Regions from separate parts of the Homo sapiens genome. Here all the other regions are linked to region 3. The links are chromatin loops, found by intact Hi-C in ENCODE. Cell type or tissue: IMR-90. All regions are shown on one strand.

What was found. Peaks named below come from ENCODE experiments on the same cell type or tissue, not always from the same donor. Only the 100,000 strongest peaks of a DNase experiment are listed, where the experiment ranks them.
Region 1: it touches region 3 in a loop (8-fold over the local background); 6 of 110 quality-filtered maps call a loop at or near these places.
Region 2: it touches region 3 in a loop (8-fold over the local background); 14 of 110 quality-filtered maps call a loop at or near these places.

What each region holds. Positions count from the first base shown.
Region 1 is chr6:31,958,077-31,960,576 of GRCh38, reverse strand. It overlaps NELFE (negative elongation factor complex member E), which reads left to right and starts at 1,606. Exons shown (of 11, transcript NM_002904.6): 1 at 1,606-1,685; 2 at 2,123-2,205. The coding sequence starts at 2,131. SKIC2 (SKI2 subunit of superkiller complex) reads right to left here and starts at 1,402. Exons shown (of 28, transcript NM_006929.5): 1 at 1,363-1,402; 2 at 1,177-1,280; 3 at 458-567; 4 at 240-357; 5 at 31-145. The coding sequence starts at 1,384. In IMR-90, no CTCF peak of the experiment used is centred here; a DNase peak (open chromatin) is centred at 1,496; H3K4me3 peaks cover 1,705 bases; H3K27ac peaks cover 1,231 bases.
Region 2 is chr6:32,047,368-32,049,867 of GRCh38, reverse strand. TNXB (tenascin XB) reads left to right here. Exons shown (of 44, transcript NM_001365276.2): 28 at 281-598; 29 at 1,218-1,505; 30 at 1,856-2,134. Among named protein-coding and RNA genes, the nearest start is that of CYP21A2, 10 kb to the right of the region's middle. RefSeq lists enhancers at 1,259-1,892, 2,082-2,500. In IMR-90, a CTCF peak has its summit at 1,549 (motif pointing left); no DNase peak of the experiment used is centred here.
Region 3 is chr6:32,112,708-32,115,207 of GRCh38, reverse strand. No RefSeq gene overlaps it. Among named protein-coding and RNA genes, the nearest start is that of TNXB, 4.6 kb to the right of the region's middle. In IMR-90, a CTCF peak has its summit at 1,136 (motif pointing right); DNase peaks (open chromatin) are centred at 157 and 1,017; H3K27ac peaks cover 1,506 bases.

The DNA of each region.
Region 1 (2,500 bases), 150 kb after region 3:
CTTCTACCATCCCATCTCCACAAGAGTCACCTGGCCAGAAGGGATACTGAGTTGGATTTCCCCATAAGGACTGGGAGGCTGGCCCTGGAGGCCGGCGAAGAGACAAGGAGGTTGTAGCCGAGAGATTTGTGTTCTCCAGCAAGACCTAAGGCAAGAGATCAGAGCCCCAATGAGGCTGAGCTTGTCTCTGACCACCTCCCCTTCTCCCCAACTGTTTCTCATGACCCCTGACCTCCTACCTCTTTGTAACCCAGTATCTGGCCTGTGGTTGGGTGTCTTTGGGCCTGTAGGTCGGATGGGACTGGGGCTCCCAGGACAGCCAAAAGAGACCAGGGATCCGTCTTCCTCTGCCATTTTCTGGAGAGAAAAATAGTAACTTTTGGGTCTTCTTTCTTCCTCTGTCCCAGCTTCCTTCAGGAACCCATCACCCTAGTCTAAGCCCCTCCAGACTCCTCACCGGGCTGAGTGCTCCACACCATGCAGAGGCAGCCAGGCTGGGGATGACAGAAACAACTGTTCTGCTTCTTGCTGCAGATCTGGGGCACAAGGAGGGAGGCCATGGGGAAGCTGAAACAAGGGCAAGATGAGAGGCATTAGGTAAGGAAAGAGGATAAAATGCAGACAAAAGAGATGATGGGACTTGTGTTCAGATCAGAAATGGCAGATGTGTCAAACAGACTAGGACAATCAGGCTTGGCCAAAAACTACCTGCTACTGAATTACCTGGGGCAGATTTTGGATTTCAGAAACATGGAGGCTGGACCTAGGAATGTGCATTTTTAAAAAGCTCCCTGGCTAATCATGAAGCACACTGAAATTGGAGACTCACTGATTTTAGAAAAAGGGGTCCCAGACCTAAGGATGAAAGGTTGGAGGCTCAAAGCCTATCATCTCAGTCACCAAGTGCCCTGGTGCTTGGATACAGAAGGGAGCTCCACGGAGAAATGCCACATTTGAAAGAGCAGCTCTCAAAGCAAAAATATCCCCAGCCCTTTCTGCTCTGTCCTCACATGTACTGCAGGTACACTGGGCTGTAATCTGTCCAGCACCCCTTCAGGCTGGGATGGACAGGAGTACAGGCACAGATGAACAAGGTTAAGCTAGATCCTACTGTGAGGAGGGTGAAGGAGGTTTGGACTCAATGCGGGTCAAAGGTTAGGGTCAAAAGTCACTCACGCTACTCTCTGGAGCTCCAGGCAAGTTCAGCAGCTCCCAGTGCCCCGTGCATCCGAGCTCCACGGCCCGAAGGGGTAGGTCCAGGGGATCTGGAGGGGGTAGCACTACGGGGAAAGGTCAAAAGTCAGGGGTCAAAGTTCATTCCATATCGGCTACTCCGTTCCATTTCCCTCCCCTCCCCCTCACCAAGTCGCTCTGTCTCCATCATCCTGGAGCCACAGCAGCTGCCTGGCAGCCCGGAAGTGCGGCAAGTAGTCGCTGCGAAGTAAGCCCCGCCCCGGAACGGGCGGAAGTAGAGGCAACTTCCGGTACAGCCCCGCCGAGAGCGTGAACTATCGCTGCGGAGGGGCAGACCTGGACCGGTGGAAGGCCGGGCGGAAGTGCGCGCCTGGGGCCGCCTTGGTTACCGCGTTTTCCGCTCCTCGCTACGTCATCGTTGTGAGCCCGCTATCAGCGGCCAGCGCGGGCGCGGCCGGAGACCGTGGGGCCCCCGGTTGCCGCCCCCTCGGGTAAGGCCCTCTGCTTCTCACTCTTCGGCCCTTTTTCTCATAGCCGTTTCTCTGTTCTTCCTCTTTGCGTTGCTCTGCGGGCGCTACGCTGGCTCCACCGCCTTCTCTGCCGTTCAAACCCCGCGGTTGTCCTTACCCTAGCGAGGGTAGGGGGGTCGGGTGCCATCGTCTTTCCGACGGAGTGGATATTTGTCCCTCCTTGAACCACATGGTACCTAAAGGTGCTGGTGTCTGTGATCCCTGGAGACAGGAGGGAATGCTGGATGATCCCGACCAGCGGGAGCTTGGACAGCAGCCTGGTTTAAGCAAGGGGTAGGGAAAGCCAAAGACAAGAGTAGGCAGACCTGAAGGGGTGGGGTTGGGTACAGTGTGGACGGCGTGTGAACCCCGGGTGGTAACAGTGGAGAAAGATGTCTTGGGCCCTGCCCCTGAACTAGGAGCCACCATGTTGGTGATACCCCCCGGACTGAGCGAGGAAGAGGAGGCTCTGCAGAAGAAATTCAACAAGCTCAAGAAAAAGGTGAGGGACTGTGTGTGGACATGGCCTAACCTTTCACAGACTCTGCACTCTGAGAAGATATGGGGTGAGTGTGAGCGAATGGGGAAGTTTTTCTGGCCCATACCTAGAGACATATCACCTCACAGTGTAGCTTCGAGAGGTGGGCTTTCCCAAGCCTTGGTGTGGACCTTCTGTCTTTTCTATGCAATTTGCCATGGATTGTCTTCCTTTCCCATGGCTTTTAGTACCGCTTAAGAGCTGATGATCCCCAAGTTTGTTTTTTCCAGTTCTATCCAGTGTTATACTGAAAAACTTC
Region 2 (2,500 bases), 65 kb after region 3:
CTCCCCTTGGGCCTTCCTATGTGGTTGACCCCTGGCTCCCCCTGAGCAGGGAGGGGCCATCAGGAGTTTTGCTGTGCTGGTGGCTGTGCCAGGTCCCCCACAGCTGACCCTGGAACTTGTTACGTGTGTTAGCTGTCAGCTGAGCAGGACCACCCAGCCCCAAGAATGGACTTCTCTGAAATGACCTCAGGTCCCCCAGTCATAGCCTTGGCTTCTCCCTCCTTTTCCCCAGGACCCAAGGACATCCCCCTCACTCTCTCTCCCTCCTTCTCCACTGCAGAGGAAGAGACCCCCAGCCCCACAGAACCCAGCACTGAGGCCCCGGAGGCCCCTGAGGAGCCGCTCCTGGGGGAGTTGACAGTGACAGGATCCTCCCCTGACTCGCTGAGCCTCTCCTGGACCGTCCCCCAGGGCCGCTTCGACTCCTTCACCGTGCAGTACAAGGACAGGGACGGGCAGCCCCAGGTGGTGCGTGTCAGGGGCGAGGAGAGCGAGGTCACCGTGGGGGGCCTGGAGCCCGGGCGCAAATACAAGATGCATCTGTACGGCCTCCACGAGGGGCAGCGCGTGGGCCCAGTGTCCACCGTGGGCATCACGGGTGAGTGGGGGGACAGGCCCTCGTCCCCAGGTTTACCTCTGCAGCCCCCTTGTGTTTCTCCTTTGGATCTTGGCACCTCTTTTGACTGGGCCTCTAGGTTTCTGTCTTTTCTCCCATGTTGCTAATGATCCTGCCTCATCCTTGGATTCATGGAGACTGTGTGGAGTCAGATGGGCAGGTAGTCCATGCCCTGTTTGTTGTAGCTTCCTTCTCCCATTGTGATCTGGAACCTCCATGTTGCTCGTGTGCTCATTTGTTAGTCTTCAGGCTCCCTTAAGGAGTATTTTAGTGGCTCAGAAAGTGCTTCAGATCCAGCTGCCCAGATCTGCATGTGCCTTCGAATGTAGTGATTGTGCGACTTTGCAGGCGTTTCCTAACCTTGTGCTTCAGATTCCTGCAAAGTTGGGGTGATGATAATAATGGCACCCACTTCATATGTTGTGCGAGGGTTAAATGCACCACTGTTTGTGAGCTGCTTACAGCAATGCAGGGCACAGATTCTAAAACAAGCGTTTTAGAGGAGGCCGCTAAGAAATGCTCACTCCAGTCCTGGGAGAGCACTGCCTCCCTTGCGCAGGGTCCTGCCTCCTGACCCATGGGCCTGCTCTGCTCTTTTCAGCGCCCCTGCCCACACCACTGCCGGTGGAGCCCCGCCTGGGGGAGCTGGCGGTGGCGGCCGTGACCTCGGACTCAGTGGGCCTCTCATGGACGGTGGCCCAGGGCCCCTTTGACTCCTTCCTGGTACAGTACAGGGACGCGCAGGGGCAGCCCCAGGCAGTGCCTGTGAGCGGAGACCTCCGAGCGGTCGCCGTCTCGGGGCTGGACCCGGCCCGCAAGTACAAGTTCCTGCTCTTTGGACTCCAGAATGGGAAACGCCACGGCCCAGTCCCTGTGGAGGCCAGGACCGGTGAGTGAGGGCTGGAGGCCTCCCGCGGCCAGAGCCTTCGCCCCCTTGTGGCACCTGTTGGAATTTCACGTTCTGTGCCCCACACTCCAGTCCTCAGCACCCACTGATTTATTGGGTCCAGGAAAACCCAGGCCCTGAGCTCTCCTCTCCCACTCACACTCATCCCTCTCCCTACTTTCCCTGCACCCCAGGGGACACTTGCTTTCTTGTCTGGCTCCTCTTTTATTCCTACTCCTGGCCCAGTCACCCTCCCGTTCCTGGGACCGGCTCACAGAGCCATAGCAGCCCAGGAAGCTCCGTGGCCCCTTTGCCTCCATCCCACTCTCCATGCACCTCACTGTCTTTTCCAGCCCCAGACACCAAACCGTCTCCCCGCCTGGGGGAGCTGACTGTGACAGATGCGACCCCTGACTCCGTGGGCCTCTCGTGGACGGTCCCTGAGGGCGAATTCGACTCCTTCGTGGTCCAGTACAAGGATAAGGATGGTCGGCTCCAGGTGGTGCCGGTGGCAGCCAACCAGCGGGAGGTCACAGTCCAGGGCCTGGAGCCCAGTAGGAAATACAGGTTCCTGCTCTATGGTCTGTCAGGCAGGAAACGACTGGGCCCCATCTCTGCTGACAGCACCACAGGTGAGTCCCAGTCCAGCCTCCACCTTTTCCAGAGCTGCCTCTCATCCGAGCCCTCAGAGCTGGCCCTGCAGCCTTCCCGTGAGATTCCCTCTATCAGCCCTGACACAACCATCTTAACTCCGAAAGTGAGTCCCTCTGTGTGTCAGGCACAGTTCTGAAGCATATGCATTACTTCCTTTCATTCGCTGACTGCTGAGGAAATAAAAGGGACACGGGCTTTGGGGCCAGCAGATCTGTGTTCCAGTTCCAGTCCTAGCCTTTGCCAGGGTGACCATGGACAAGCCGCTTCATCCCCGGGACCTCAGTGTCCTCACCTGCATAATGCTGGGAATGGCGCTGGACTCAGTAGTGGTTCCCATCCTCCTC
Region 3 (2,500 bases):
AGCCAGCATCAAAGAATCAAGCACTGAAGACATAGCTGGCTCTGAGGTGGGGTGGGTGCGGGATCACAGACCGCATGTCATCCCCTTGCCCCCACCCCTGCAACTCTGGGGTATATCTGTGTCTAGCAACGATGTCTCATGGCGTGACAGACTAGAGGATACGCATCCCTGGAATGTGAGTCAACAGGAAAGATGGGGCCCCACGCCCTTCAGGGTGAGCAGCCTCTGGGTCTCCTGCTCTCGAGCAGGTTCTCCCCCTCTTCTTGCTGTCCAGGATGAGCAGCTCAAACAAACAACAAGAGCTGGGGCCAGAGGCTCAGAGCCCAGGAAGTGGGGGTCTCGGTGAAGAAGGGGTGATATTTGGAAGGGAAGGGGGATGTGGCAGGATATCCTCTAAGCCCTAAACTGGAGGGGACTGAGACTTGAGAGTCCAGATGAAAGACAAAGACAAGAGTGGGGCAGGCAGAAAAAGCTGTACATTCTTATGTTTTTAATTTTTTTTTTTTTTTTGAGACGGAGTCTTGCTCTCTCACCCAGGCTGGAGTGCAGTGGCGCGATCTTGGCTCACTGCAACCTCCGCCTCTTGGGTTCAAGTGATTCTTCTGCCTCAGCCTCTCAAGTAGCTGGGACTACAGGTGCACGCCACCACACCCGGCTAATTTTTGTATTTTTAATAGAGATAGGGTTTCACCATATTGGCCAGGCTGCCCACTTCGGCCTCCCAAAGTGCTGGGATTACAGGTGTGAGCCACCATGCCTGGCTAGGCTGTGCATTCTAATTAGGAGGAAGGGGAGCAGGACAAAGTGAGGGATTGAGTCTGAGGCCAACCTGGAAGAATCCCCCTCCAGCTGCTCCTGTTCAGCAGTGCCTCAGGCCTGACCCTGCAGGAGTGTCCTGGGTCAGCTGGAGGGTGTGAGCTGGGCCTGGGCTCAATGCCCAGATGACTGGACAGGGGCTGCCTGGGCCATAAGCCCAGGCCTGAAGGAGGGAGGAAGAACCTCATGTGTCCAGCCAGGCAACCCCCACACCCCTCCCACTGCCCTCACCCATTACTGTGTTTGGGGTGAAAACAGACCAAGTAACTATGGCAACCTGGAACCAGGGATCCCAGGAACTAGACCTTTCCTCCCTCCAGAGGGCAGCCCAGCTTCTCAGCTATGCTTTCTATCCCAGAGTCCTTGAGCCTTATCCACCGTATCTCTGGAGGGGGTGCAGTGAGAACAAGGATTTTGGAAGCACATCACCTAAGCTGGATTCCCTACCCTGCCTTTCGTTAGTAGATGTCCTTAAACATTCTGAGCCTTAGTTTGCTTATCTGTAAGATGGGATGTTCCTACCTCCTAATCAGGGTTGATGACAGGATGAAAGACGACGTCCTCAGTGCCTGGTCCATAATAGATACACCTTTTCCTCATCCCTTGCCCCTTTCTGTCCCCATCTCTGTTGTCCTTCTCTCTTCCACTTTTATCCCATTTGGGTTCATTACTGTTTCGTTGTCCCATTGTCTTCCTCCTTCCTGCCCCCAGTTCGGGAAAGTACTTGAAGTGCTGGCATCTCAGGGGTCACCCTGGGGTGGGACATCCTGCTCCTCTGCTGATTGGCAAGGGACAGCTGGCACTTTGGTGTGGATGAGACATCAGACCTCTCTTGGCTGAGGGATTGTGGTGGCAGGAAGGATTGAGAAGGACGGTGAGTGGGTACCTGATGCAGGGTGAAAGCCGGGCAGGCTCTGGGCTGCTGCCTTCTAGGCCCATGTGGATCTCCATTCCTCTGGCCACACCCCCAAGGCCACTCAGCATGCCAGGTCGCTGTCACTCCTGCACCTCATTGGCCCCTCCTGCCCTATGCCCACTTTGTCTTTCTGTTCTGCTTTCCTTGTGCCACCATCTCCTTCATTTCTTCCTCAGGATCCCACCTTTTGTTCTCTCTCATCCCTGACCTCATCATCCCTCCCTTCCTCTTTCTAGACTTCTTTCCTGCCTTTCTTTGCTCTCTACCTCATTAGCAGTTATCACAACCTCTTTTTGAACCATTATTCATCACTGTTTTTTTCTTCTTTTGTATCTTCCCCACCCCATCCACTGCTTCACTGTCTTAAATTTTTTTTTTAATTTAAAAATAGAAGTGGGGTCTCGCTATGTTACCCAGGCTGGTCTTGAACTCCTGGCCTCAAGCAGTCCTCCCATGTTGGCCTCCCAAAGTGCTAGGATTACAGGCATGAGCCACCGTGCTGGCCTTATTTAAAAATATATATATATTTTTAAATTCACTGTCTTTTTCCTTTGTTTTTCTTGGTCTTCTCATCTGCTGCTGCTGCTGACCCTGTGCTTGTCTCCTCCCTTTCTCATGCCGCCCCCTTTCTATTTCCCATTCTGCTCCCTCGTCCACATTTCTTGCCCCTTTCCATTATGTCCTCTCTTTTCCCCCACTTTGGTCCTCTCCTCCTCCTTCCTTCCCCCACTCCCTTTACTTCCCACACCAGTTCTCCATCCTCTTCCC